Regions from separate parts of the Homo sapiens genome. Here regions 2, 3 and 4 are each linked to region 1. The links are chromatin contacts, found by Hi-C or POLR2A ChIA-PET in ENCODE. All regions are on one chromosome and are shown on one strand. Each heading gives the region's core, a stretch centred on a gene start or an enhancer-like site at or near the end of the contact. The rest is flanking DNA. Distances are from core to core; before and after follow the strand shown. Region 1 overlaps LINC02320 (long intergenic non-protein coding RNA 2320). Region 2 overlaps PPP2R5C (protein phosphatase 2 regulatory subunit B'gamma). Region 3 overlaps PPP2R5C (protein phosphatase 2 regulatory subunit B'gamma). Region 4 overlaps PPP2R5C (protein phosphatase 2 regulatory subunit B'gamma).

What was found. Hi-C counts contacts between places; a loop is a spot of excess contacts on that map. ChIA-PET counts read pairs that join two places held with the same protein, here RNA polymerase II (POLR2A). Pooled maps may share reads with other maps.
Region 2: a map of CD8-positive, alpha-beta T cell shows a loop between it and region 1 (13-fold over the local background). The contact joins two enhancer-like sites. A Hi-C loop is called at or near these places in 18 of 168 maps with a recorded cell type or tissue (B cell, CD4-positive, alpha-beta T cell, CD4-positive, alpha-beta memory T cell and 11 more), 34 of 37 single-sample maps with no recorded cell type and 29 of 50 pooled maps. POLR2A ChIA-PET finds 5 or more read pairs at or near these places in 12 of 52 experiments (CD4-positive, alpha-beta T cell, CD4-positive, alpha-beta memory T cell, CD8-positive, alpha-beta T cell and 7 more).
Region 3: a pooled map shows a loop between it and region 1 (2.8-fold over the local background). The contact joins two enhancer-like sites. A Hi-C loop is called at or near these places in 8 of 50 pooled maps. POLR2A ChIA-PET finds 5 or more read pairs at or near these places in 4 of 52 experiments (AG04449, H1, endothelial cell of umbilical vein and 1 more).
Region 4: a loop to region 1 is called in a map of B cell, with 14 times the contacts of the local background. The contact joins two enhancer-like sites. A Hi-C loop is called at or near these places in 8 of 168 maps with a recorded cell type or tissue (B cell, CD14-positive monocyte, CD4-positive, alpha-beta T cell and 4 more), 9 of 37 single-sample maps with no recorded cell type and 16 of 50 pooled maps. POLR2A ChIA-PET finds 5 or more read pairs at or near these places in 2 of 52 experiments (CD4-positive, alpha-beta memory T cell and naive thymus-derived CD4-positive, alpha-beta T cell).

Annotation. Positions count from the first base shown.
Region 1 is chr14:101,704,245-101,709,030 of GRCh38, reverse strand. The region is part of intron 1 of LINC02320 (long intergenic non-protein coding RNA 2320); the gene reads left to right. Among named protein-coding and RNA genes, the nearest start is that of LINC00239, 24 kb to the left of the region's middle. RefSeq lists an enhancer at 572-1,342 and silencers at 2,749-3,018, 3,029-3,148, 3,229-3,288. Within about 2 kb of position 2,175, at least 27 of the 41 ENCODE cell types and tissues checked have a DNase peak (open chromatin) inside an H3K27ac peak, as active enhancers do; they include B cell, CD14-positive monocyte, CD4-positive, alpha-beta T cell and 3 more, where a contact is called at or near this core.
Region 2 is chr14:101,842,041-101,846,768 of GRCh38, reverse strand. The region is part of intron 3 of PPP2R5C (protein phosphatase 2 regulatory subunit B'gamma); the gene reads right to left. It also overlaps the pseudogene NPM1P20. Among named protein-coding and RNA genes, the nearest start is that of PPP2R5C, 83 kb to the right of the region's middle. RefSeq lists enhancers at 2,192-2,291, 2,932-3,081. Within about 2 kb of position 2,933, at least 11 of the 41 ENCODE cell types and tissues checked have a DNase peak (open chromatin) inside an H3K27ac peak, as active enhancers do; they include B cell, CD4-positive, alpha-beta T cell, CD8-positive, alpha-beta T cell and 1 more, where a contact is called at or near this core.
Region 3 is chr14:101,927,373-101,931,649 of GRCh38, reverse strand. It overlaps PPP2R5C (protein phosphatase 2 regulatory subunit B'gamma), which reads right to left. Exons shown (of 16, transcript NM_001352913.2): 16 at 3,673-4,277. Among named protein-coding and RNA genes, the nearest start is that of DYNC1H1, 35 kb to the left of the region's middle. RefSeq lists enhancers at 2,560-3,060, 3,061-3,561. Within about 2 kb of position 2,934, at least 15 of the 41 ENCODE cell types and tissues checked have a DNase peak (open chromatin) inside an H3K27ac peak, as active enhancers do.
Region 4 is chr14:101,875,000-101,879,280 of GRCh38, reverse strand. All of the region lies in intron 4 of PPP2R5C (protein phosphatase 2 regulatory subunit B'gamma), which reads right to left. Among named protein-coding and RNA genes, the nearest start is that of DYNC1H1, 87 kb to the left of the region's middle. RefSeq lists enhancers at 423-572, 2,791-2,860 and a silencer at 3,181-3,250. Within about 2 kb of position 2,545, at least 18 of the 41 ENCODE cell types and tissues checked have a DNase peak (open chromatin) inside an H3K27ac peak, as active enhancers do; they include B cell, CD14-positive monocyte, CD4-positive, alpha-beta T cell and 2 more, where a contact is called at or near this core.

The DNA.
Region 1 (4,786 bases), core at 926-3,425:
GCAGTCTGACCATGCTGCCCCTTATGGACAGTAGTGCACTACGTGTAAATGTTTAACGACTGCTCTGGATAAAAAGCCCCGATTGGCAGTGTTTGCCAATTTCCATGGTGTAAATCTGCCTGTCATGGCCAATTTCAAACTACCAATCTGAAGTCACTGACTATGCCGTGGGGAAGAGATCAATAGCACATCGTCACACAGGCTCTACTACACAGACGCACCACACAGAAATAACCTCAACGGCAGAGAAAACAATAAAGTATAGTAAAATGTTAGAAAGTTTTGAGTATTTATTACCTGTTTTTGAATATAATTTAATCTTTAATAATGGCTGTGCTTAACAACTGATCTGCAAAATTCCTGAAAATGTAATAGTCTGCTTGTGAGCCGGCACAAGCACACCCTGCTACAGGGTCAGACCCAGACTCCTGGGACAAAGCCTAAACAGGTGGCCCGCTGCTGTCCAGACTCACCCTCCTCCACAAGCCACGCCCCATGCCAGCTCCCTGGGTCCACTTGTGGGGCCCAGATGGACTCGCTGGTCTTTGCCCCTTCCACCCTCTGTCTGAGCCTCCCTCCCTTCATCCTTCCCTTTCTCTTTCTCACCCTCTCTTTACCTCTGAGTATGTATGGAGTCCACTGCTATGTGGCAGGGCTTTGCAAAGCCGGGGGATGCAAATGTGGCCTCCGCCCTCTGGAGCTGGGGTCCTCTCAGAGCCGGGTCTCCAGAACCATATGAAACTTCCAGATTTGGGTGAATAGGGAAGACTCCTTGGCTAGAGCTGTGAGGCCCTTTCTCAGCTGCTAACCCTACAGCAGCCCCCAGATAGGGCCCAGGACCCCCTCCGTCACCTGGACAATACCCTGTGTGTTTGCCTGCTCTCTGAGCCCACCCTGGGGCATGCATTTCCAACAGCTCAGAGGCGGAGCTCCTGGGCATATTCCCTTCCCAGATGGCCTGCATGACGACTTGGGGAGGTCCAGGACGGCTGTCCTTGGTGATCAGGAGCATGTGAGCACTGGTGGGGATGAGGGAGCCCAGAGGGTCCTACTACACACCCTGCACTGTAATAGTCTGCTTGTGAGCCGGCACAAGCACACCCTGCTACAGGGTCAGACCCAAACTCCTGGGACGAAACAAAGGACTTTCCTCTGTGCTGCACTGTGTGCACCCCTAGCACTTCAAATAAAAGTTTGGCACCTTATACAGGGAGATATTTTGCTAGAACATGAACTTAAATGCATGCAGTATCATACAGGTCGAACAGGAAGCAGTATGGGGGTGCACAGTGCAGCCTCTGGAGACAAGACCTGGGCTTGGTCCTGCCTCTAAGAGTCACTGCTGTGTGACCTCAGCCAAATTACTCAAATACTCTGAACCTCAGATTCTTCGGCTGTGTAAGGGCAACAACAAATACTTCATGGCTGGTTGTGAGAATTACTTGAGCTGACACAAGAAACATGCAACAGTGGCTTGCGTGTGCTGAATGGGCAGGAAGTTTTCTGCTGCGTAATTTGCGATACTAAAAGCAAAGATGATTATTGAGCGCCCTCTGGTGACCAAATGGTACAATTACACCTTAGATTGCGCCAAGCTGGATACTTTTTTATGCGGGGCTCAAGGACTCACAGGCCCTGCTGGTGGTGAATTGCCTGCGGCCCCTTCTTGCTCCATTTCAGTTCCTTGGCCCCGGCGGTAGGCAGCCTCCTCATTAAAGGGGAGGATTTCACGGGACAGGCATCTTCACTACACCTGTCCCGGGCTCTTCAGAACTAGCTCCTGTCTCTAATGCTCGAGGGGGATCATGGTCCAGCTAAGGAAGCTGGTCCCTGCTGCAGCTGGGCTGGGGACTGCCAGGGATTCGGGGGCCTTGGAAACGGAGACCACAGACCCTGCTGTGTGTGTGTGGCGCCAGACCCAGTCTTCATGTCTCCAGGTGAACCGCAGAGCCTCATTCTGGATTTTAAAAACCTAGTTGTTACTGGGCCTGCAGGTCGGCTGTATCCCTGCGGGTTCTCTGCAGCCCCTGCCCCTGTGGGCAGTCATGCTGTGTGCCAGGCACTGTGCTGGGTGCTGGGGATACGGCACAGCACCTGGGGCTTAGGTTAGAGGGGGAGATGGAGGGGGATTTGGGCGGGGACTTCTGGAGTCCTGTCCCAGGGTGTGCAGGCAGTGGGTGTAGAGGTCTCCTTCCCTTCCCCTAGCGCTTCCTCATGCACAAGGCCTGTGCTGACACCTGGGTCACTCTGCCATGTTCCCTGCGGCCTTGAACTTAGTGACAGCCAATATTTACCAGCTCTGTCCACGGGCCATGCGTGGTAGGCCTTTCCTCGAGCCCTCGAGATGGCCTTGCGAGGTCGGTACAACCTCCTGCCAGTACCATCCCCTCCATTCTGCGGAGGAGGAATCTGACCTGGAGAGGTCATGTCCACGGGCCAAGGGAAGTCAGGGTCAGGCTCTCAGAGCCCAGAAGCTCTCACCCCTCGGGCCGTGGTTCCTGCTGCCCCTGCCCAGCCCTTCCCTTTTTGCCGGGAAGCCTCCTCTCTTGGCCTGGGCCTCATGAATTTCCTCCTGAAGGGAGTTAGGGGCAGGAATCCGGCGCCAGCAGCTTCTCACTCCTCCCAGGGCTGCCTGTCAAGCTGGGGCAGAAGAGGAGGCCCTCGGGGCACGTGCCTCCGGCGCTGCCTGCAGCGGCCTCGCCCAGGAAGTGCGGCTCAGCGGGAGCTCGCCCCTGTCCCTGCCTCCGGGGCGGCGCCGCCACGGCCTGGGAAGGAGGCCGAGCCCCTGCTCCCGCGACCCCTGCATGGGCGGGGCAGGCCCCAGGCCCCAGCTGAGACCAGGCTCCCGCTTTTTCAAGGAACCGCCGCGCTGGGCCCTTCACCCACGTGCTTTCCCTGCGGCGGCTCAGCCTCCAGCAGGCCGGAGGGTGCGCGTCGGGTCCCGGCTCCTCCTGCGCTGGGGACAAGCGGCCCCGCGCCCCCTGTCACCCCACGGAGGCCTTCACCTCCCCATGCCCGGCCGCGGCGGACCGGGGGAACTGGGGGCGGGCCGCAGAGGAGGCTCGGGGCACGGCGTGGGCCCAGGGCCGGGCTCCAGGGAGGGCGAGGAGGACGGCACCCCCCGCCGGCTGCGGTCGCGGCTCGTCCAGGTTCAGGCTTCGGCTGCTCCCGGAAGCCCCTGGCGGGGAGCGGCCGCCTGCGGGGAGATCTCGCGCCCCGGCCGCAGGGCTGCACATGGACGCCGGGACCTGCGCCTCCTCCAGCCCCGGCCCGCAGGGTCCTGGCTTGGGCACCGCCCTCTCTCTCCCCAGGGCCCAGCTCGAGGGGCTCACCCGTGGTGAATATGCGCCGGTCACAGAGCACGGGGCAGCCATAGAGGCCACACTGTCACCTCTGGGGACTGGACAAAAATGTCCAAATCCACGGAAAAATGAGATGCCCAAATAATCTCTCATAATTCTTCACGTTAACATTTTGCCTTCTTTTGTCACGTTCGTTCTCTGTCACTCTTTTTATATATGTACCTTCCCCCCACAACCCACTGGAAAGTAATATTCAGACATTGTGACACTTCACTTCTATATAAATTTCCCCTTAAGCATTTACAGCATTAAATATAGAACATTAAAGATAGAACATTAAAGCTCTGTATTAGAAACAAAGAAAGGTCTCTCATCAAATATCTAAGCTTCTACATTAAGAAACTAGGAAAAGAAGAGCAACAGAAGTCCAAAGCAAACAGAAAGCAGGACATAATACATATAAGGCCGGATGCAGTGGCTCACGCCTGTGATCCCAGCACTTTGGGAGGCTCGAGGCGGGCGGATCACCTGAGGTCAGGAGTTCGAGACCAGCCTGGCCAACATGGCAAAACCCGTCTCTACTAAGAATAAAAAAATTAGCCAGGTGTGGTGGTGGGCGCCTGTAATCCCAGCTACTCGAGTGGCTGAGGCAGGAGAATCACTTCAACCCTGGAGGCAGAGGTTGTAGTGAGCCGAGATTGTGCCACTGCACTCCAGCCTGGGCAACAGAGTGAGACTCTGTCTTAAACAAAAACAAAAAAAAACCCCAAGTTAGTTGGGCACGATGGCACACTCCTATAACCCCAGCTACTCAGGTGGCTGAGGCAGGAGAATCACTGGAACCCAGGAGGCGGCAGTTGCAGTGAGCTGAGATCGTGCCATCGCACTCCAGCCTGGGCAACAGAGCAAGACCCTGTCTCAAAAACAAAACAAAACAAAACAAAACAAAAACCACCAAAAAACAAACAGAAAAACCATATGAGAGCAGAAACTAACTCAATTGAAAACAAAAGAGAAAACTTTTCTAAAAACATCTTTACTATTTACATCTACAATCTGTCTAGAATAGATTGTGATACAGGATAAGCAAGCCCCCAAATTGGGGCTTAGCCCTGGGGGGTTCCTGGCTTCCTCCAGGTAAGAATTCAAGGGTGAGCTGGTGGTGTTAGCCAGCAACGTTTATTGAAGCAGCAATGCACAGCAGTGGCAGAGGGACTGCCCCTTGCAGAGCAGGGCCACCCCTTAGACAGTGAGCCCAGAGCAGCAGCTCAGAGGCAGGTCTGCACTCATATTTATACCCATGCTTAATTATATGCAAATTAAGGGGTAGTTTATACAGAGATTTCTAGGATGAGAGCGGTAACTTCTGGGTTATCAGGTTGTTGCTACGGAAAGGGGTGGTAAATCCCTGGTGTTGCCATGGCAATGGTACACTGGCGTGGCACACTGGTGGGTGTGTCTTATGTGGAGGTGCTTTGGCCCTA
Region 2 (4,728 bases), core at 1,684-4,183, 140 kb before region 1:
CTTAGCTACAGCCCATGAACCCAGCCCTCAGCCCTCTTCCAGGCAAACCCGACACACAAGCTCTGCCTTCCCCGGTACAGGCCTGCCAGCCCTCATTTTTGGTAACAAGGATCTCTTACTCTATAAATCCAAGCTTCTACAACTTGAAAGCTCAATAAACATAACAATGAAATACTTCTATATATCTACAAAATGTCAAGACTAACTTCTACCCTGACCCTTAGCACCTACATAACTTCAAAATTGGGTTAATCTTCTCGTACTGTTTGTAACTCGGTAGATGACTTCTGAAATTTACAATAAATCCTTCTTAATTTCAAAGTGCAAGTGTCTTATTTTATCCATTCTAATACATACATTTTTCATATTAATGTCTCTAAAATCAAGTTACATCTTTCACTTTCCTTTTTCTTTTTTTGGTAATTCTTTAAAAATGGTTTGGACTACAATGAACAGTGCCTTAGGTGTGATGAGATATGGTATCTTAGCTTCCCTGCACACATGTGCCTCTGCTCAGGTTTCTAAATGGATGTTATTTCATTCAAATGTAGCCAATGTCCCCGCCTCCCTCCGGGTCTGTCTGTACCACCCAATGTGAAGGAGTTGAAGCAAGCTGGCTTCAATGTGCCCACTCTAAGTGTTCCCGGTTCCAGCATGTGGCTGCCTGTAGCTAGGTCTGTTTGGCGGGGCTCCATGAGAAACCCGGAGAGGTGGTGCACAGCCCTTCCTGTCACCAGGGATGCTGAAACCATCTTTCCACTCCGTGTGGGTGGATTTCGGGCAAAATGAACAGTACCGCCAGGTACACTTCATTTGGGTATAAATTTGGTAACGTGGGGCTGGTCTGCAGTTTCTACACTGACACTCGTTTACATGTTTGGATAGAGACAACCCATGGCTCACAGTCCACCATAACGTTCCAATGCTGTGGTTTATCCAGCTTTGTTGTACACATGTACCAAGGTTACATTATCTTTCCTGGAGAGGAAGATCTGCTAACCCCAGGACCAAGCTGGGGTTCCCTCACAAACCTGAGCTGCTCCTACCTTAAACCCTTTGGGTTTTTCTGATTTGTTAGCCTGGTTTTATTTGCATATGAAGAAAGGGGTAGTATTCACTTCCCCCACAACTTTCTACCACCAACCCCATCATCCCTTTCTCATGAAATTAACAGTATAATTTAATAAGGCAGATATTTTTCATTTCAAAAGGCAGTGGTTGAAGCTAAATTCTAGTTCATTCATGCTTTCCGCCCATGAAGACTGGCAGCTTCTACCAGGGAATGGGTGGGGAAGGGTGGGGTGGAGTGGAGTGGAGAGGCGCCCCGGATGGAGAGAAGTCAGGCTGAAATAGGCAAAGGCCAGGAGAGGCTGCTTTCCTCGGAAAAGCTCTTCAGTGAATTTTTCAGTAAAGGGAGTCATATGGAAGAACAAACTGACTCCCGGTTCAGACTCTGCCAAATCAGAACATGGTAAAGTCATGAAATTATTCTCAGCCTCAGGTTCCTCAGCTGTAAAATCTCCTGTGGACACACATGCACATTCAGAATGAACCTTCACTCCGGCTGCAGGCAACAAGAGGAATTCAACGGTGTTAGCTGAATTGGAAGATTCAATTTTTTTTTTTTTTTAAACAGGGAAAGGTTGAGACAGGTCAAACAAACTCCTAGGGATAAAGATATAAATCCAGCACAGCATTATTTCCAGATACAGGCCATATTTCCCACATAGGACTCTAGTTCTAGAAAGCCTTGGGGAGAACAGGCACCCAGGGCACTGATTACTAAATGCTCAACACCCTTCGTGCAGCCCGTTATCGCTTCATCTTCCACTTTCACTAGCATGACTGGTGAAATACTGAATGTTAACAATATTACTGCACCTGGTGACAAGAAGCTCCAACAATGCAGTAGCTCATTTATCCAAAGAACAAAGGCAGGTACTGTCTCAGGAAAAGTAACAGCTCTTAACATTTGACAAGAAGATGTAATAAGTTCTTTTCAATTCCATCTTGAAATTGATTCCAGAACCTTCAATATGTTTACCAGCAGACAAAGCAGTGTAGAGGTGTGAAAAAGATACACTGAAAATACACACACTTTTCCAGGCCCTTTTTATGTTCTCTACTTCCTTTCTCCATGTCTCAGACAGAGGAGGTTCAAGTGCTTCCTTCTAGACACGAACTCTTGCTGAAACTTGGCTCTTCCTTCAAATGACGTCCAGCCCGGGGATGACAGCAGGGAGGGTCGGTGACAGACACAACCCAATGAGCATGCGGCCTGTGTGCCAGGACCTACCGGGCCCTGCGGTGCTGCCGGAGCTCCAGCCTTGCAGGGGCAGCCGGGGGATCAGGGCCACAGAGCAACACGGGTACCATGTCACGTGCCAGAAACCACGATATCAGAACTGTGTGCACGTGTGTGTCCAATCTCTGGGGAGGTGAGACAGAGAGAAACCAGTGCCAGACCGCTCCGGCCCCTCCCGCAAGCTGCCAGCCTCCTCGAACTTGTCAAATACCCACCGTTCCACTCTCTAAGATTCGAATTAGTTACCTGGTATTGGTATTAACCTACTTTGCGTTCTGGCCTCCACCTCACCTGGCCATCAACTCAAAAAAAAAAAAAAAACAAAAAAAACACCAAAAACAGATAATCACTTTAAGATGGATGATGATGAAAATGAGCACTAGCTATCTTTAAGAATGATCGTAGGGGCAAAGGATGAATTGTGCATTGTTGAAGCAGAGGCAATGAATGATGAAGGTAGTCCGATTACGGTAACACTGATGGCTTTGAAAACATCTGTACAGCCAAGGGCTTCCCTTGGGCTATGAAATACCACCACCTGTGGCGTTGTGGGTGAAGTGTGGTTCAGGGCCCGTGTGTATCAATGGATGGCACTTAGTAGCTGGGGAGGAAGATGCAGAGTCAGAGACAGGAGGATGTGAAACTCTTCAGAATATCTGGAAAGCGATCTCCCCCTGGAGGTGGCAGCAAGGTTCCACAGAAAAAAGTAAAATTTGCTGTTGCTGAAGATGATGATGATGATGATAAGGAAACTGAAGACAAATCTCCAGTGAAGAAATCTATACGAGATACTCTACCCAATCATGCACAACAATCAAACCAGAATGGAAAAGACTCCAAGTCACCAATGTCAAGAAAAGGTCAGGAATCCTTCAAAAAATAGGAAAATACTCCTAAAACACCAGAAGAACCTAGTTCTGCAGAAGACATTAAAGCAAACATGCAGCCAAGTATAGCAAAAGGTGGTTCTCTTTTCAGAGTGGAAGCCAAGAAAATCAATTATGTGAATGGCTTCTGGATGACTGACTAGGGGGCTATTCAAGATCTCTGGCAGGGCAGGAAGTCTCTTTAAGAAAATAAACAGTTAAAAATGTTCCATCTTATTTCGTATCTCTAACAGTTGATATCTGGCAGTCCTTTTTATAATGCAGAATGAGAACTTTCCCTACCATGTTTGATCAATGCTGTCCAGGTTCCATTGCCAAGAATATGTTGTTCCCAAATGCCAGTTTGTTTTAGATAGGGTCTTGCTCTGTCACCCAGGCGGGAGTGCAGTGGTGTGATCACAGCTCACTGTAGCCTCAACTTCCTGGGCTCAAGCGATCCTCCCACCCCAGCCTCCCAAGCAGTTAGAACCACAGGCACATGCCACCACTCCTGGCTAATCTTTTTATTTTTTTGTAGAAGACAGAGTCTTGCTGTGTTGCCCAGGTTGGTCTTGAACTCCTGGGCTCAATCAATCTTTCCCCTCTGGCCTACCAAAGTGCTGGGATTACAGGTGTGAGCCACTGTGCCCAGCCCAAAATGCCTGTTTAGTTATTAAAGATGGAACTCCACTCTCTGCTTGGTTTTAAGTATGTATGGTTTTAAGTAAGTATGATAGGACATAGTAGTAGCGGTGATCAGACACGGAAATGGTGGGGAGATAAAAAAAATACATGCGAAATAAAACTCAGTATTTTAATAAAGTAAAAAAAAAAAAAAAAGAAAAAAGACACATCACTCCCATCCATGCCCTCCCGAGCTAAGGCTGGTCTACCCATGCCAGGTGTGAGCAGGCACCACGGCCACGCTGCTCTCAGGGGACTGACCACACCTGGGAAGGGCTGGACATAGATGCATGACCTGGAGGATGATTCTGGGATAGAAGCAGGCGCCCCTCAGGTGGTGACTCACAGCTCCCCAGTACAGTACCCTCATGCCTGTCACCAGCACACCTGGGTGGGGACCCTGATGAGTGCACGCAGAGCACCCCGGTTGGGGCCGAACCCCAGCTTGCTCCTCACTCCCCTTTCCTCAGGATGCTCCAGTGGCCGCTCACCAGGCAGGAAAGCAAACCAACAAGCAACGTAGCCACTGAGAGCCCACGGGCGCTCCTGCCCTCTCCTCCTGTTTCAGTGGGGACTTGAGGGGGCAGGCTGCACCCGGAAACCTTGGCTTTCGATCGCTTTCTCAAAGGGCCCATCATATCACACTCCCTAAGTAACACGACTGTAATATGGCTGGCCGGTTATTCAAGAGGTTTACCAGCTAAAAGGTTCATTTTTCCACTGGAGAAGATACGTCACCTAAAGATTTGATATTTTTATTATTCATGGAAATGAGTAACATTCTAGTGTTTGGGTAAGTGTTGAAAGACAGGGGACCCTTCTCTACCCATAAGTCTGCGCTGCCACTGAACTTCTGTTTTCCTGACACAGCAG
Region 3 (4,277 bases), core at 1,685-4,184, 220 kb before region 1:
ATAAAAGTACACAAATCAGTACACCTGGGCCAGCCCCAGCTTGTTTATTTACCTGTGTATTTTTTTTTAAATACAATTCTGGATTTGTTAAAAATCAGGGCTCCCCTGCTGTGCCCTTAGCTGTGTATTTCTAAAAGCCCCTCAAGAGCAACCACCCTACACCAGACATGACCAGTAAGACCTGTAAGTAGGAAAATAGGAATTCTAGAGATTATGGAGTTTTTATGTGGCCCCTGCCCCCACCCCCACCCCCAAGTTCTGTGGAATTTACATCATGCTTTTCATACGAAGCAGAAAGTCTTATGAGAGTAGGGGGCACTTGGCTTCCAGTCAGTTTGGGCCCATCTCTGCACCTCTAGGTCTATTCCTGTCTCTAAAAAAGGAACTGAATTAAGCTTAGTACATTTCAAACTTTTTGACAGTAGAATCCATTTTTTTTCCTCCAAATGAAATCTTATATAAAACTACATGTTAAATAAGAGCTGAATTTTTGATAATTTTATAGGTTCACATTAGTAATATAATGAGAACAGAGGCTAATGTGTTGGTGGTCTCCAAATATGCTGAAATTTAGCACGTTTGTTTAAAAAAATGCTGACGTTTTATAAAATCTAAACTTACCTAAAAACAAAAGCCTCAGGCTGGACGTGGTGGCTCACACCTGTAATCCCAGCACTTTGGGAGGCTGAGGCACGAGGATCACGGGGTCATAAGTTGGAGACCAGCCTGGCCAACATGGCGAAACCCCACCTCTACTAAATGTACAAAAATCAGCTGGGTGTGGTGGCACAGGCCTGTAATCTCAGCTCCCTGGTACGCTGAGACAGGAGAATCACTTGAACCTGGGAGGCGGAGGTTGTGAGGAGTCAAGATCGCGCCACTGCACTCCAGCCTGGGAAACCGAGTGAGACTCCGTTTCAAAAAAAAAAAAAAAGTTTTATAAAATCTAAACTTACATAAAAACAAAAGCCTCAGGCTGGGCGTGGTGGCTCACGCCTGTAATCCCAGCACTTTGGGAGGCCAAGGCGGGCAGATCACCTGAGGTCAGGAGTTTGAGACCAGCCTGGCCAACATGGTGAAACCCCGTCTCTACTAAAAATATAAAATTAGCTGAGTGTGGTGGTGGGCGCCCGTAATCCCAGCTAGTCCGGAGGCCGAGGCAGGAGAACTGCTTAAACCCAGGAGGCAGAGGTTGCAATGAGCTGAGGTCGCGCCATTGCACTCCAGCCTGGGCGACACAGTGAGACTCTGTCTCAAAAACAAAACAAGACGAAACAAAACAAAAAAACAATAGCCTCCGAGGAACGGGAGCCACTGGACTGGAATCAAGCTCTTCTGGTTCTGGGGTCAAGTGCACCATCAGAGCCCACAGCTGTCACAGCTATCCCTTGACACTGTCTCTATAGGGGCTGCTTCCCCAATGCAACATCGGGGCTGAGCATGGGCTCCGGGCGGCCCTGGGTGTCTCCATGGGGCAATGGTCATGAAGGACAGACCCTGGGGCCCATGACCGTGGTCACCCCTCGACCTTGCAGGGCCCGGGGTTCTCCTGTGTCAAGTGGTGGTGAATGCAGATGCAAGGGTTTCACCTGGAGTTCAGGATAAGAAGGAAACACTTTTTACCTGAGGAAGGTGAGCCCCCTTTCAGCGATCAGGCCCAGAGGCACTGGAATGAGACAGCAGCCACGCCCCACTCCCCCTCCTGCCTTGGGAGATCGTCTCCTGAAACCTGCTGTGTGGGTTCCAGACTGGTACCAATAGCTACGCCATGTAGCTAAAAATGCCACGTTGGACACGGTAACTCGTGGCCTGTAGTTCAACAATGTATAGCCAATCATTCACCAAGTGTTTCTGTCAACCTATGAGAACTAACCAAGTGTTTCTGTCAACCAATGAGAACTCCTGAAAAACAACTTGAGTAATTGCCCCTTTCCTGATCCGTCCTTTTTCCTTTAAATGCAGAAGCCTCTCTTTTTCTCCCCCAGAGCATTTCTCAAGGCAACTTGGAAGTGTTTCCTAGGCCGCAGCTCTCAACCTTGGCCCAAATAAGCTCTCTCCCTGTATTTTCTTTTTGAGACAAGGTGTTGCTCTGTCGCCCAGGCTGGCATGCAGTAGTGAGATGACGGCTCACTGCAGTCTCAACCTGTTGGGCTCAAGTGATCCTCCCACCTCAGCCTCCTGAGTAGCTGGGATTGCCGACATGAGCCGTGGGGCCTGGCCTCTCCCTATATTAATTTGTCTCAGTTTCTTCCTTTAGGTTGACAATACCGTAACTTCACACTGTCCACCTGGGTGTGTTCCTTATGGCCTGGCGTGGTGCTGCGGGCATGTCCCCAGGCCCTCACCTGTGTTCACCGTCACCCATGATGCTGCCCATCTAGAAGGCATTTCCACCATGTAACATGACGGTCGGGGCTTGGACCCCAGGCCACACTGCTTGGGTCGAAACCTGGCTCCACTCAATATTTGTGTGACCTCGGTCAAGTGACTTCACCTTTGTGTGCCTCAGTTTCCTCATTTGTGAATGAGGATAATAGTAGTAAATTATTTGGTGGGTTGTGAGAACTAAGTAAATTAACCCAGGGAAATGAGGCACCCACCACAGCTCCTGGCATAAAGGCAGTGCTAAGAAATATGAGTTCTCCTTGTCATTACTGCTGATGGGTGCTGCCAACCCTCACGGAAGGAGACACGAAGCCAGTACAGTTTTGCCTTTATGCTTCTTGCTACCCCAAAATAGCAGCAGCATGCAGCTGGGCTGAAATCGCAGCATGCCTCTGTGAGTGAGTCCTCTCGAACTCTCGTGCTGTAGGAAGTTACTAAACACCAGGTTTCCTCCAATTTTAAGATGAGGGATAAGGACCGCAGCGGGCGAGCATCTAGTCTGCGGAAACATCGACGTGAGTAGCGGTGCAGGATGTGAAGTCTTCTGGCTGGCGAGTCCACTTTTAGGTGGAAGTGGGGCATGTGCGGTTCTTCGAAACAGCCAGCAAAGTTACCGGACCCTTGGGCGAAGGCCACACTCTGCCTGGGTCTCAGCCTCGTCCACGTGCCCCCAGCTGCAGAGTGACGGCGTCTGCACCTCTGTCAGTGCGAAGGGAGCACAGACGCCACTGGGTAGAGAAGGAAGCTAAGCACAGAGCTTGCCCTCCCACGCCAGCCGGCGTGCTGACCACACGCAGCTATGGAGAGGTGAGGTTATAACCACGACACGAGCAGATAACACTTTAGTCCTGTTTCCATGGGCTTCTCGCAAGAGCATCAGCGAGGATAATGATCTCTCCACTGAGGAGGAGGTGGGCGAACTAGGATCCTAAATTCATACTTTCAGCAATTCCCTATTTTCAAGACTTTCATTTCTATAAATTGTATTGATTCACCTTTTCTTACTCAAAAAAAGCCCCAAAACCCAAACCAAACCAAGAGGCGGTCTATAAAAAGTCACACTGCCTTTTCCACTAAGTAAGTAAAAAAATCAGTGGATAGACTTAGCTTTGAACAGCTGTGGCTAGCATCTGGCGCAGCCAGCGCTCCAGGCGGGCTGGATGGAGATGGCCAGCCCCTCTGCAGTCAGCGTCCCTGTGTGTGGGCGGCCCTGACCTAACGGGAACCCGATAACGTCAGAGCCAGCTTGCTCAACACCATGGCTAAATTTAGTTTCATGATGAGCAATAAAATTCACATGTTCTTTATTTAGTCCATATGATACACCGTTTTTTAGAGTTTTTGAAAATTAGATAAAAGAGCATATTAAATGGCAAGTGTATGAAGTTTCTCTTCATAAACAATGTCAAAACAAAAAGTTTTGAATTACAAAATGTTAAAAAATATGTCGGTACTTAACATTTCACTAATGCATAAAGTTACAGATATTTTCTAAAGAAAAATAATTGTGCCACTTACCTATATTTGCTGTTTCTATGAACTTTTTTATTCTGTACATAGGACATTTTGTACAAAATATGAAGTCTACATTTTTATTACTTATTACCATAAAACAAAGATACAATGTATGTACAATATTAAAAGGAAGCCATACTAAAGCCACACTAAAAAGACACTTGGAATAGTGACATTTCTGATGTACAGATACATTTTGGAAAGAGTGAAGATGCCAAACGCAGAACTTTATGAAGAAAAACAGTCACCGGTTTATTTTCAATGTAGTACTTTTGAAATCAGTTTGGTACAGAATAAACAGTCTCTATACAATGATATGTAAGCTGACAATTAGCACAGGAGTCCGAGTACTAACTAGGGAAACTTTAGGAGGCCAA
Region 4 (4,281 bases), core at 1,296-3,795, 170 kb before region 1:
CCACAGAGGAAGAGACCACCATTCTGGCCGAGGCCACAGGGAGCAACTGAGCAGAACAGGCAGCTGCCCTTCCCCTCTGCTCTGGGTTCTGCTCAAAGCCCCGGGGGAGGGCGGGCAAGAGGGGCTCGGAGCCACCCTTGCTTCCCCTCCTCTCCCACAGCATGTCCCTCCCTGGCCAGGCTGCCTGGGGTGCGGCTTAGATGCCATTTGCAGAGGGTCTGAGATGAAAGCTTTAACCTAGATTGGATTTCTGTGACCAGGGATGACTAAGAAGTTAACCAACTTGCCTAAGATGTTATTTAGGCACAGGAAAGTGTGATTTCACCCATCGTGGTTAAAGGCGATAACTGAAAAAAAGTAAAATGTCCCCGACTGTGCCAGCTGGCCGTATGTGTCAACCCGGCTAGGCCACAGTGCCCAGCTGTCCAAACACTGCTGTGGGTGTTCCTGTGAAGGCATTTTATAGATGTGGTTAACACCTATAATCAATGGACTTCAAGTAGCGATCACTCTTGAGAATGTGGGGGCTTCAACCAGTCAGCTGAGAGGCCTGTGAGACCCAAACTGCAGCTTCTCTGAGGAGAGTCCACCTGCGGCCTGCAGTGTCCACCACGGCCAAGTCTCGTGCCCGCTGCCTGTCCACGGAGTCCAGACCTGCCCGCTGGACTCACCCACTGCAGAAGGCAAGTCCTTGAGATCTCAATCTCTGTCTCTCCTGCTGTTTCTCTGCACAGCCCTGACTGAGGCACCCAGTCAGCTGAGATTCCTAAGTAAACTGGTGGTTTCTACTAGCAGGAAAGCTAGTGATTAGGGTTTCCAGTTGAAGCTCTCCCGCACAGTGACAGTCAGCCCAGCAGCTAGGCCCCGTCTCAAACACCTGCACACTCACTGAATCCTTGATGCTGAGCTGAGGGCCTGCAAGGTGACTCAGATGGCTTGCTCTGAACACAATGTCCTCTTTTCAGTGTCTGTCATGGACTCAATGCTTGTGGCCTCCCTTCCTCACATTCATGTTAAAGACCTAAACCCTGGTGTGGCTGGATTTGGAGATGGGTCCTCAGAGAAAATAATGAAGGGTGAATGAAGTCATAAGTGGGGCCTTGGCCCTCCAGGATTAGTGTCTTTGTAAGGAGGGATGGTAGAAGGCTCACACTCGCCTTCTCTGCACTTGCTCGGAGCAAAGGCCATGGGAGGGCACAGTGGCCGTCTGCAAGCCAGAAAAGGCCCTCAGCAGGGAACAAACCCTGCTACACCCTTGAGTTTAGACTTTCCAGCCTCTAGAATGGAGAGAAGACACATTTCTGTGGTTTAAGCCACCAGCCTGTGGTATTTTCTTACGGCAGCCTGAGCAGACTGATACAGCGTCCTTGACTGATGACCGACCTAGGTCCGGGAAGGTTCATTCCAGGCCAATTCTGATTGATTGAAAGTCATTTCTCATGTGTAAGGAAAAAAACTTGCACTCCTAACTTCTACACACCTTTCTTACCACATTACATTGCATTAATTTAGTGCATATCTCTAGAAAAGGTTAAGTAAAAAGTAATACTGGGGCGGGGGGAAGGAACAGAGGGCCAACGGTCTATCACCTCAAATTCTTCTTGGGTTTCTGACCTAGCAACATTTCTTAACACAAAAGCTGCAGGGGCGAATCAGGGGCAGGAGCCCCAGGTACAGAAACCTGGGGTGCTGATGTCTGTGTGCAAATGTCACTGCCATGCTACCTGGATGCATGGATCCGGTCTGAGGAAACAGAGAAGACATCAACGTTATGCAGTGAACACCAAAGAAGCTCTGAGGTCTAAGGAGTCCCGGGTCTTCTGGGCAGCACACAGGGTCACTGTGATCTCTCAAATGAGACCTACGGATCCAGCGCACACCCAGAGGCACAGACGCAGAATCACGCTGCCCAACAAAGGCAGCACAGCCTCATGGAAACAGTCTCTCTACACCCTCTTCCCACCTAGAAGAAGGACCTCAGACCAAACAGCCTGCCTGAGCCTCAATTTTCTCCTCCATTGGAAAGGGTAAAGGCCAGGCGCGGTGACTCATGCCTGTAATCCCAGCACTTTGGGAGGCCGAGGCGGGTGGATCACTTGAGGTCAAGAGTTCAAGAGCAGCCTAGCCAACATGGTGAAACCCCATCTCCACTAAAAATACAAAACTTAGCTGGGTGTGGTGGTGGGTGCCTGTAATCCCAGCTACTCGGGAGGCTGAGGCAGGAGAATCACTTGAATCTGGGAGGTGGAAGTTGCAGTGAACCGAGATTGCACCACTGCACTCCAGCCTGGGCAATAGAGTGAGACTCCATCTCAAAAAAAAAAAAAAAAAAAAAAAAAAGCGTAAATCCTTTTTTTATTTTTTGCATTGGGCTGTGGTGAGAATCACAGAAAACACATGCAACAGCACTTACTAAATGGGAAAACATTATGCACGAACAGTTAGCATTACACAGCACTTCCCAAACGTTTCTGACTGTTTGACCTCCACATGAAAATAATGGCACGCACGTGAGTGCATACGTATGTCTGCATGTGATTCACACGGCCCCATCTGTGCCAGGACCGTCTCTGGTTAATATCAGGAAGCACCTGCTTCTGCTGCCTCCCTGACACTTCCACTTTCAGTACTTACATCAGTCCTGCAGATGTTCTCCAAATTGCTAAATTTATTAAATTAGATGTAAACTAGAATGGCCCAAGAAGCAACTTTACGGAAAATTCTTACAATTCAGCAATATCATGCAGCCTTTCTGTATGTGTTATCATTCATTACCAATGAGTGAATATTTATGCCGTAACATAACTGCAGCAGTGTAACATATAAAAATTTTAAGACATGAAGGGATACATTAAAAAAAAAAACCGCTGACAGTCTAACTTTAGAGGCAACAGGAAAGAAAGGTTTGATTATTTACAGTTCTCTGTTCAAAACCACAAGGGTTATTCTGTTATTTATTCTCTGTTTTATTCATGTCAACAGGATTTATAACAGATGAATCCATCAAAGGCCAAATTACAGTTACTGCAGAACACTTCCTCCTGTGATGGAACTGTTAGGTTCTACGAGTCATATTGCTAAGAGATACATTTCTGGGAAGGGCAGAAAGTGTTAAGCCCCTTCGCAATATATATATATTTAAGTACAAAATTGTCATTTGTTTGCAAATGATATAGCTGGAAAACAGAAGCAACAGACAGACCATCACAACTAGACTACCACATGCAAATATCAAAAATATGAAACCAACAGCAACCACCTTTCCACTAACAATTAAGCAAATACAAAAAAGAAACAGAGACGAAGACTCCAGCTACCCAGACACAAAAACTACAAAGTGCCTGGGAATTACTGACCTAGTTACAAGGCCTTGATGGAGAAAGCAGAAAACTCTAATAAAAGGCACTGAAGAATGCCCGAAAAAACGGAGGAACCTTTGATGTGGAATGAGATCATATTACAAAGATGGAACTTCGCAGAGCAATGTATAAAGCAGACACAATCTTAAACTGAATTTTTGATGAACTCAATGAACTTAACCTAAAATTTAGGTAGAATAGTAAAAATCGTAGTAGCAGTCTTAAAGGGAGATACTACCCCTTTCCCCATTTGTAAAGTGAGTTTGAATCTGCTTTCATGGCACCAGAACTCAGCTATCATCTAGAGAACATAAATGCACAGCAATCCCAGCACCTACCACTGTGCCTGGCACCTAGGAGGTCCTCAAACACTTGCTGAGAGTAAATGGATCCTGGGAAAAGCACGCATCAGTCACCTTATTAACTGCAACACCAATTAATTACCTGGAAACTGTGAAAAATGTCTCATTAAACCTTTACGTCTCAGCTGCAAAATAATTACAGTCCTAATTGGGCCCCTAATTTTAAGCTCTTCTATGATGCTGTACATTTTCTTTGGAATATTTATCTCAAGTATGACTGGGTGGCCGGGAAGTCCTTGGTTTAATATCTTCCTGCTGGCCCTGGCACACAATGAGTGCTCGGCAGTGAAGAGAGGTAAGGGAGAGCAGAGCCTTCTTCCCACAAATCTACCTCGCGCTTCCTCCACAGCAAGAGCTGCTTTCAAAGAATCGATTTCACCTCCAAATAGATGCCATGATGTGACAGTCAAGAAAAGAACCACAACATTGAAAATTCTTACTTTGAATAACTTGCTATTTTTACAATCTATTCAAATATGTTCCTAAATAGCAGTTAAAGATATGGAAATAAAAACTTACGGGCTAGGCGCGGTGGCTCACCCCTGTAATCCCAGCACTTT